Linked DNA regions of Homo sapiens: region 2 is linked to region 1. Evidence: chromatin loops called from intact Hi-C (ENCODE). Cell type or tissue: PC-3. All regions are shown on one strand. Links, peaks and the distances in the headings refer to the core of each region. The heading gives the core; the rest is flanking DNA.

Region 1 (5,387 bases), core at 312-5,311:
TTTCATTTAATACACACAATAACATTATGAGGTAAGGGTTGCTACTAAGCCCGTTTTACAGAAGAGAACACTGAGGCTCAAAATCACAAAGCAAGTAAGGGTCCAAATTGGGTCATGAACCAAAATCCATCAGACTTCAGAGTCCACACTCCTATTCATTATGAGATAGTCCCTCCAGTGCAGTGGGTGACTAAGTCTTAACTCACATCTTCCCTTGTGGTATCTATCACTTTTCAGCATGTCCGCTTCCAACAGCCATCTGCTAATATATGCTCTTTCTTGAAATCTAATGACCAGGATCGTAAAATCAGAGACCTTATCTTTAAAATCCATTTTAATTCCACTGGCCATGACTGAGCACCTATAGGCGGATCCAGACATCTCCTAAGAGACAAGTTCATGGGCTTTATAACAACTCTTTTCAGCTATGTTCATGCCAGTTTTTCCAGACATGTACAGGATCAAAATTGGATTTTGGATTTTCAAATTATTAAAAACAACAAGAATTCCAATTGATTGGCATATACAAATGTTTTACCCAGAGATTTCTTATATCTAGTGCAGTGCTCTTTGTACCAATTGTAGCAGATTATTTTTTCAAATACAAAATTAATAAAAGCAAAACTATTCTAATCAAAGTTGGGATGGAAATTGTAGAGCTGAGTGCAACTTCACCTTCACTTCCCCATGACATCCACTTGAAGTTTCCCTCATCCACTAAGAAATCCTGGGGCTCCACAAAAAACAACTGGAAAGACAAGGTTCTAGGGTCTCCTTCCAATGATAAGTAAAAAAGAAGCAGCTAACATAATGCATAAGATTTTGCCAAAAGAGTAAACCATAATAAATACAGTAAATAAAGCATCTCTTACTTTGTTTCATTTCTAGGAATTAATACAATCTGGTAGTTGAAAGCACTGGATTCAAAATTAGGAATTCTTCACTTTGTGCATTCTGTTCTTGGCATTCTTTGTTGCTAGGCAAGCCATGTGGCTCACCTGGTTGCAGTAGCATGCCCCTCCTAAAGCCAAACCTTCGTGGTCTATCCCCCAGGTCAGGAAGCAGCCTGCTGGCTTATAAATGAGACCCACATTGTTGAATTAAATGCATAGCACGGGTGCTGGCTATGAGAGCTGCCTTGGTTGTATAGAGAGACTCTAGAAGAGAAGTTTCAGACAAAGTAAGAACCTAGTGTTTACTGTGAATACTATTGCTAGTACTAGTTTTCTGCTTACTAGTTCTGAAACAATCCAAATAATTAGGCAGCCATGGAGCATTATTTGCTTGCTAAATAACAATTAGGGAAAGAAATCCAATTTGTATGGATGTTTTTAAAAGGATATTTAAAGTGAGCCAACATGTCTCTGATTTGGGTGGGGGGTGGGAGGTGGTGGTTCTTGGTACTGTTTGTTCACAGAAATCACAAGCGTGAAAGCACACATAGGCAGGACAATTGTGCAATGTGCATACAGTGAGGATTTGAGCCAATCAGAACATGAAAGGCACAGTTCCTGATGGGTAAGGATGACCTTGTTTTGAACCAGAGAGAAACATTCACATTCTCATCAGTTTTCCCCTTAAAAAACTACAGTAGATGTATTGGCAGTTGTAGTTGGCATCAATTACCTTATGACATTAAGCAAGTTACTTAAAGTCTCTGACACTTTGTTACCTTATCTGTAAATTGGGGATTAAAAATACATATGCAGATGATTGATATGGTGGATTAAATATCTATAGATAAGTCAGCAGCGATATAGATGACAATCAAGAAAGCAGCCATTATGAGTAGTACTATATGAGTAAAGGCCCAATGGAAGCAAATCATTTCCCATCTTCCCAAAGTCATCCACTCGCCTCTCCAAGTATACATTAAAAGAGATAAAACCTCTTCTGTCTAATAAATAAATGTTTCCATGATCAGATTTACAGACAAGTGGATCTCAACCCTTGGGCACAAATGAACCACTTGGCTTTTGTTTTGTTTTAAATTCTGGATTAATTCATCAAGGGTGGAACCTAGGTATTGACATTTGTAACAAGCATCTCAAATGTATTAGTGGGCCATCAGGTTGAGAACCAATGACTTGAACTATTAAACAGTTTCCTATTGGTTTTCCTGATTCAAGATTCTCCCCACTCTAATTCATTCTCCAGTGCACCGGTTCAAATGGTCTTCCCAATAATCAAATCAGTATAGAGAATGACAGCACACACTTGTCATTTCCCTATTTAAAAATCTTTGCTTCCTTTGCCTGTAACCAAGATGGTGAATATACTTCTTCTTTGTACCAGTTCCAGTAAGTTGGTTGAGGTTTTTTAGAACCCTACATAGAGAAAGATTCCAAGGGTTGGCCTGGGCTCAGCAGGAAAGAATACCATTCATGCCATTTTAGGGATATCTGCCATGAGGATAGACAGAAGGGAGCTCTGGAATTTTCCATTCCCAACGTTCAGAATAATGCCAAACTCTAACATGACATGAAAGATCCTGCATAAGTTATTTCTCTAGTTGCATTTCCTCCCTATGAGCCAAAAGCTATATCCACAATCTATTTCTTATTTTCTTATTTTTCCTCCCAAGCATGAAACCTTAACTCCATGACTTTGCTCATGCTGTTCTCATTGTCTGGAATGACCTTGTCCTTCTTTCCTCTCAATAATTTCCTAATCCTACTTCAACATTCATGTTGAATGTCACATTTTCTGTGAGGATTCCTGACTGCCCCAAATATAATTTCTCTCTCTCCACCTCTAAGCTGCAGAGCATTTTTTTCCTATAACTGATTTTGTCACACCATATGGTAATTTACTCTATGTTTACGTGCTCAACTCCCCTAATATACAATGCACATCATTGATGCTCAGTAAATGTTGGTTAAATGAATGAATGAATAAATGAATGGACTCCTTGGTGGCAGATACTATCGCTTACTCATCTTTGTTTCCCAGTGCCCGGCAAGTAACCAACGCATAGTAGGAGTTCAGGAGGAGCCTACTGAATAACTGAATAGTGTCTACAGGCACTGCTGCCACCCATATGGCACAGTAATCTGGGCTCATTCTGAGTCACAAATCACAATCTGCCAGAAAACTTCCATCTGGAGAGACCGCTCCCCACAGCAGCTTTTCCTTTCAGTCTTTAGGCCTGTTTTGTTCCCTATTCAACAGGAAATAATTGAATGCTAGCACTGACTCAAAAATAACTCGGGAAGCTATAAAAATTGTAAAAGGTCTATTAGTAATATTACACAGGATACTTTAAGGCAGCCCTGCAGAGTAGCATGCATCTAGCTCCCAGAGTTTCTTTATGCATTAATATTGCACATGTTCTCCTTACCCATGTGGGCAAGGCAGCCCACCAGCCCCTCATAACCCTCTCATGTGTACTTCAGCCTTATTGACTGCTCTGTGTGGCAAAACTGATCAGCTGCTATATGTGGAGTAAATGAAAAATGCTCAGGGAATGCTCAGGATTGTCTCTAATCAGTTAATGTTATACAGAAGAAATAGTTCATCCATCCTCTCTTACCCCATCCCACTTGAATAAAAAATGCTGTACTCTATTAACTAAAGGTAAGATTCTGCCCACAAAGACTTTCTTTATATGCATGATAATGCTGAGATTCACAAAGAGTTAAGATTTCTCGATTCCTTGTGATTTACTCATTTAAATCAGCGTCACTACAGAGCAGAAACTATTTTGGCTCTATGCATAAATGGAATATCTAATATAGAATTACATTATAATGAAATATGCATTAATGCAAGCCTCATAAAGTGCTTTTCATGTTCTGCGGGCATCCAAAAGTTTAAAATTCATATAATCTTAGTTGCTTCTCAAATGATAATATATCAGGTTAATATGCTTAATTAAAAGTCACATTTGAAACATTCAAAGGGATAGTTAATTCACCATTGACATTTGTTATAACACAGTTAAGCATTGTGGAAACAAGACAATGGGATATGTCACTTCTGTTAGGAACAGAAGGAGGACATTTTATGATTTTCAGGAAACAGTATGTGTTTGACACCCAGGAAAATTCAGCCAACCATGCCCTAAAATATTTGCCATTAATAATAAATTTTTGGTTAAAGAGACACTCTCAAAATAACATCCAAACCACTTAGCTGTCTACATTTAAATGAAGATTAATGAGAAACACATTTCAAAGCACCATTTATTCCACAATTCAGATCGGATTACTTAACTGCTGGGAACATTTCCTTAGAAAGGGACCATGACTGTCCCTTTCAGATTCTGAGCTAGCTGTCCCCAGTGTTGAATGTGAGATTTGATGCTGGGCAAGTCCACTGTCTACCTCTTGGCGCTGAATTTAAAATAAAACTGCTAAGCTCATTCCATTCAGAAATGCCTTGGCTTCCAATATATAAAGATTTACCCTTCTACTCTCCTGCCCTAAAGTCCATGTTTGCTTTAAAATGATCTCCTCTTCACTGCTCCTGCCGATTGCTCTGGCCGGCAGTGATCGGGTCACACAGCTTTCCTCACCTCACCATCTGTCTCCTCCACCAGGAGTCTAAGCCAGGCATGGGGGAGGTCACAGCCAGGCCAAATTCCACTTTCCATGAATAGCGCCGCCAGCATTTTCTTTTTTTTCCAGTAGTTTGAAGATTCTCAGGATTTCCTCCTAATTACCCTCCCTCCTGTATCATGGAGAAAAAAATACAAGTCAGCAGCAAGGCGCAGTGCCAGAACCTGTAGGGAGGAAAGGTGCGGAACAAAAGCTGGGAGGAAAGTGAGCGCTGACGGCTGGGCAGGAGCGGGGCTGCTGTGCACCGGGGCACGAGGCTCACGTGGCCTGGGGGCTTGGGCTCCCAGGTCCTGCAGCTGGGATGCCCAAGCCTCGGAAGAGGAGAGGAACAGCAGCCTCCAAAAGGAGGAACTGCTGAGCAGCTAGGGAGATGAATGGAACAGAAGTGAAGCTCCCTCTGCCAGAGAGGCGAGCACTTCTCCATCAGCCCCAGAGACGATGGGCGGACTGCAGCTGCCCATGAGGAGCAGCACGCGCAGGAGGCCAAGGTGGCCTGCACACCTGCCATATGGGAGGATGGCAGAGTCGGGCAGCCCAGCTTCACCAATGTTATTTGCACCCCCTCCCCAAGAACTCAATGGGAAATCAAAATTGTTTTGCTAACCAATGATTTCAAATTTCATGTCAATAGGGATCTGATGCTGCCAATGCAAAGGAGAATTACCTGTACGGGTTCTACAACTTTATTTTTTCATTTTGGCCATGTTGTTCTACTAAGTACTCTGGTCAGCCCCTGGTCTCAGACTCTTATCTGTTTTCTTTACTCACCCATCAACTAACTCCCCTACCGCCACCTCCACCCCAAACACATACACACCTTCACCTTCA
Region 2 (5,387 bases), core at 267-5,266, 430 kb before region 1:
ACCATACTTTTTAAGAATAAATTTGCAAAACAATAACTAGTATACTGAAATGATAGAATTATGGGACATGTGGAAAAAGCTTTAGAACTCTTGCAGTCTAAGGCTGGGCATGGTGGCTTATGCTTGTAATCCCAGCACTTTGGGAGGCCAAGGCAGGCAGATTACCTGAGGTCAGGAGTTCTAGACCAGCCTGGCCAACATAGGGAAACCCCGTCTCTACTAAAAATATTTTTTAAAAATTAGCCAGGCAAGGTGGTGGCACCTGTAGTTCCAACTATTCAGAAGGCTGAGGCAGGAGAATCACTTGAACCTGGGAGACAGAGGTTGCAGTGACCCAAGATCAGGCCACTGCTCTCCAGTCTGGGTGACACAGTGAGACTGTGTCTCAAAAACAAAAAAAACTTTTCCAGCCTACCCTCCACCTACAGCTAAGAAAACATACCCAGTTGTAGAAATAGTCACATTTGCAATTCCTTAATGTTTAAAGCAATCACCCCCACTATATTTAAATGTGTGATGACAGCAGATCTTATGTGGTAGCCATCCTCCAACATCAGGACTTTCTTCCTTTCATACATATTAGCTAAGTATGTTTATATTTATTCTGGCCTTGTTGTCTGACTTTACATCCTTTTAAATTTTCTTTCTTCAAATATCAACTTATCCTCAATATGAGGCACTTTCTCACCTTTGTTTTCTCTGACTCCCATCTATCCTATATTCTAAATTGTAGTTTGTCTTTGTCTACAGTTCACTGTTGTCCAACAGAACTTCTATGCTATTCCAGAACTTAGCATGCATCATCTATCAGGTATCTATTGCCTCAATAATGCTTCTTGACATACTGCCACAGAACTCAGTAGCTTAAGACAATAACAGCTCAAGAGTCCGCAGGTCAGGGCTTTAGGCTTTGCTCTGCTGGGTGATTCTTCTTGTATCAGTTGGTCTCATTCATGTGCCTAATATTTGCCTGGTATGACATAAGTGACTGGGCCACATGCCTCTCATCTTCTAGCAGGTTTGCCTGGACAGATGTGTTTTCATGGTTTTGGCTGAGATGTGACAGAAACAGCAAAAATTTACAAGGCTTTTTTAGGCTTCTGCTTAAGCCAAGTCTGCTAACATCCTATTGGACAAAGCAGGCTACATGCCTGAGGCTACAGTCAGAGAGGACACTGCAAAGGTACATGGCAAAAGGATGGAAGGGTGAGGAAGTGGGGCTGTTAATGCAATCATTTCACCATATATCCTGAATAAAAACTTAATTATGAATGAAAGTAATATTGAATTTGACTGTACAGGGCCCAGGTGATTTTGAGGCATAGATTATTTTGGTCACTTATATCAACAATCACGAATTTATATTTGTCACAGAGAGCAGTCTTTAGCACCATCTGACAATTGATGCTTTCTTTTGCAATAAAGAACAACTAGTATATAAATTATGTGTTATTTAATTCAATTTAATAAACATTAATTTACCACATATAGTGAATGAATAAACAGCCTATTGAGCAGCATAAATATAACAAGAGATCCCTACTGCACTCGAAATGGTCCCCATCTTTTCTAGTAGCATATCGACAGTGTGACACTCATACGATCTGAACCCAAGAAGTTAGAAAATAGGAATCTTGGCCAGGTGCAGTGGCTCATGCCTGTAATCCTAGCACTTTGGGAGGCCAAGGCAGGAGAATCCCTTGAGCCCAGGAGTTCAAGACCAGCCTGGGCAACGTAGGGAAACCCTGTCAAGAAAGAGAGAAAGAAAGAGAGAGAGAAAGGGAGGAAGGGTGGGCCTGAGGGAGGGAGGAAAGAAAGAAAGAGAGAAAGAAAGAAAAAGAAAGAAAGAGAGAAAGAAAGAAAAAGAGGGAAAGAAAGAAAGAGAGAAAGAAAAAGAAAGAGAGAAAAAGAGGGAAAGAAAGAAAGAAAAAGAAAGAGAAAGAGAGAAAGAAAGAGAAAGAGAGAAAGAAAGAAAGGAAGGAAGGAAGGAAGGAAGGAAGGAAAGAAAGAGAAACAAAAAGGAAGGAAGGAAGAAAGAAAAATGTTTCCTGGTTTAATTGGTGATGGACTCATACACATGAAACAAAATACCAGACATGGCCAGGCCTGGTGGCTCGCACCTATAATCCCAGCATTTTGGAAGGCCACAGTGGGAGGATCTCTTGAGGCCAGGAGTTAGAAACCAGTCTGGTCTACATAGTGAGACCCGATCTTTACAAAAGATAGATAGATAAATAAATAAATAAATAAAATAGTTGGGTATGGTAGTGCATGATGTAGTCCCAGTTATTTGGAAGGCTGAATAGGAGAATCACTTGAGTTCAAAGCTACAATGAGCCATTATCACACCACTGCACTGTAGCCTGGGCAACAGAGCAAGACCCTGCCTCAAAACCAACAAACAAACCCAGACATAATGAAGAAAAGATACAAAATTCAGGGAAGGAATTCTTAGCCTTTCTAGATCACTGGGGTGGCCACATGAGGTGGTGACTGTGCATCTAATAGTTTTCCAAAAGTTACTCTGAGGGCAGCAGTTGGCACTGCTTGTGGGAATATAAGTTGAATTGCATATATTACATTCCAAGGACGGAAAGAATTAGAAGTGTTCTATCTGGAAAGTGATACGCTATCATTGAAATTTCTCCAGTCTGCTGCACAGAAATAGGGTATGTTCACCCTGAGAAGCAGATGGGTGGGGGCATGACATAGACAGCATGACTTATTATGACTCTTTGACATAACTGAGAGAGCTCACATTGTATGTTATATACCTCAACAACTTTCTCCATCAGACTCTTGATGAGAATTAACAACTAGAAGAAAAATGGCTTTTCCTGAGGTTTTTCCTTTCCCTTTCCTTACCCTGTCAGAGTGGATTTTTTAAAAAAGAAGTGAAATTCTATAATATAAGCTTGGGAAAGAGAAGAAGGAAGAACCCAGTTATCCCTGTAAACAAAATGACATGTGATGGTCTTTCATGGTTTGGAGACCTTAGTAGAGACTGACCTATTAATGGTAACCCAGGAAATATGGATTCTCCTAGTTAAAAAGAAGCAACACACACTTATCATATTAGACTCTCAATAAATGCATGTGTGTAGAAAAAAAATTATTTGTCTTATTTAATGGCCCTATCCCCAACTTTCCAGGACTAAGAGATTTTACAACAGAGTTCTCACCTTAAAGATTCCACTAGATGGAGATCCTGAGCCATATTCCATGGTTTATGACAAAAAGAAATGTGAAAAAAAAAAAAATCAAACATTTTATTTTGCTTTTTGCTTCATTTTTCTAGCTTTTTTTGAAAGACTGCAGAGTAGAATTACTTACTGGTTGGTATATTAAAGAAAATCTGGCATGTACAAACAAGTTCTTCAAAGGTTTTTAGTAACACCTATCACAGGAGGCTGAATTGATACCAGAAACCAGGAGTGTACAAATCCATGATGGTATTTTATTATCAAAGAGAACTGGAAGGGGCTTGTGCTTTTCTTTAAAATCACAGTGACAAAATAACACATCAATTATTTGAACTGATTTGTTTATAATGACATTTACCTTAACTCAGATGATTGGATTCTGTCAACTCAAAATTCCTTTGTTCCTAGTCTAGTAAATAAGATAAAGTCAAGATGAAAAAAGTAGAGGGATGTAAATTTCTAAGGCTGTGAACTAAATGGCTCTTGCTATAATTACTGACAGATATTTGAATGCCATTGTGGGTTGACTCTCATGCATGTCACCTGGGTTCTGAAGGAAGAGGGTCATGAACTCCTTTGGTCATAAGAACATATGCATTTCCAGTGCTGCACACTGGGTAAGAGAGCCACTAGAAGCTGCCACCAAAAGCCTAAGCAGTGGGGCTAGCTGGCTCTTCTACAGACATATAAGGACTCTCCAGGATGTCATGAAGACCTTATGGCCAATAGTTCCATCGCCTCCTCTTTTTCACAAATGGAGTCCAAAGGCCCCACCTGAGTGAATGGCAGAGCCTGGACCAGAAGTTCCCCTCCCAATGCCTGGCATTCCGCTGATTGCTTCCCACTGTTTGTCTGAGTTGATCTGAGTTCTTCCATGAAAAGCTTAACTTCTAAGGTTATGAAACCTGTAAAAGTCAGCCACACAGCCTTCTCAAAGGGGTAGGATGTAAAGGGATTTACATCAGGGAGACCAGCAGAATCAGAGGACAGTGCCACACTGGCCATATATTGTGGGACTCTTGTTCTTCAGGCCTCAGTATATTCGTCTGAAAATTGAGGAGGGTGGAGAAGACAATCTCCTTGTGCTGTGTTCATACACAGGTGTATCAATTGCTCTGGCAAGCTCAGATAAACTTGAGAAAATAATTCTAGGTAGTTTTATTGCCTCTGTCTCCCTCAAAATAACATAGTTCACTTGGGGAAATTGCTTTGGTGATCACCACACTACTAAAACAACCCATTACAAAGATTTATTTGGGAATATAGAAGTTAATCTTCCATCAGGGGCTATTTTAATTATTTGTTAAGGATTCCAGTTGAATTCTATTGTAATGAAATTGGTAGGCCATCAAAATAACCCAAATACCATTCTACAAAGAAAAGATGTATTTAGATATTAGGTATGATGGTGGTGGTTATTATTATTATTATTTTATACTTTAAGTTCTAGGGTACATGTGCACAACGTGCAGGTTTGTTACATATGTATACATGTGCCATGTTGGTGTGCTGCACCCATTAACTCGTCATTTACATTAGGTATATCTCCTAATGCTATCCCTTCCCCCTCCCCCAACCCCACGACAGGCCCCAGTGGGTGATGTTCCCCTTCCTGTGTCCAAGTGTTCTCATTGTTCAATTCCCACCTATGAGTGAGAACATGCGGTGTTTGGTTTTTTGTCCTTGCAATAGTTTGCTGAGAATGATGGTTTCCAGCTTCATTCATGTCCCTACAAAGGACATGAACCCATCCTTCTTTATGGCTGCATAGTATTCCATGGTGTATATATGCCACATTTTCTTAATCCAGTCTATCATTGATGGACATTTGGGTTGGTTCCATGTCTTTGCTATTGTGAATAGTGCTGCAATAAACATACGTGTGCATGTGTCTTTATAGCAGCATGATTTATAATCCTTTGGGTGTATACCCAGCAATGGGATGGCTGGATCAAATGGTATTTCTGGTTCTAGATCATTGAGGAATCGCCACACTGTTTTCCACAATGGTTGAACTAGTTTATAGTCCCACCAACAGTGTAAAAGTGTTCCTATTTCTCCACATCCTCTCTAGCACCTGTTGTTTCCTGACTTTTTAATGATCGCCATTCTAACTGGTATGAGATGGTATCTCATTGTGGTTTTGATTTGCATTTCTCTGATGGCCAGTGATGATGAAGATTT

The links. Peaks named below come from ENCODE experiments on the same cell type or tissue, not always from the same donor. Only the 100,000 strongest peaks of a DNase experiment are listed, where the experiment ranks them.
Region 2: it touches region 1 in a loop (3-fold over the local background); 1 of 110 quality-filtered maps calls a loop at or near these places.

The regions. Positions count from the first base shown.
Region 1 is chr3:143,329,234-143,334,620 of GRCh38, reverse strand. The region is part of intron 14 of SLC9A9 (solute carrier family 9 member A9); the gene reads left to right. Among named protein-coding and RNA genes, the nearest start is that of SLC9A9-AS1, 10 kb to the left of the region's middle. In PC-3, for the core only: no CTCF peak of the experiment used is centred there; a DNase peak (open chromatin) is centred at 3,090; H3K27ac peaks cover 1,002 bases.
Region 2 is chr3:143,761,588-143,766,974 of GRCh38, reverse strand. All of the region lies in intron 4 of SLC9A9 (solute carrier family 9 member A9), which reads left to right. Among named protein-coding and RNA genes, the nearest start is that of SLC9A9, 84 kb to the left of the region's middle. In PC-3, for the core only: a CTCF peak has its summit at 3,209 (motif pointing right); no DNase peak of the experiment used is centred there.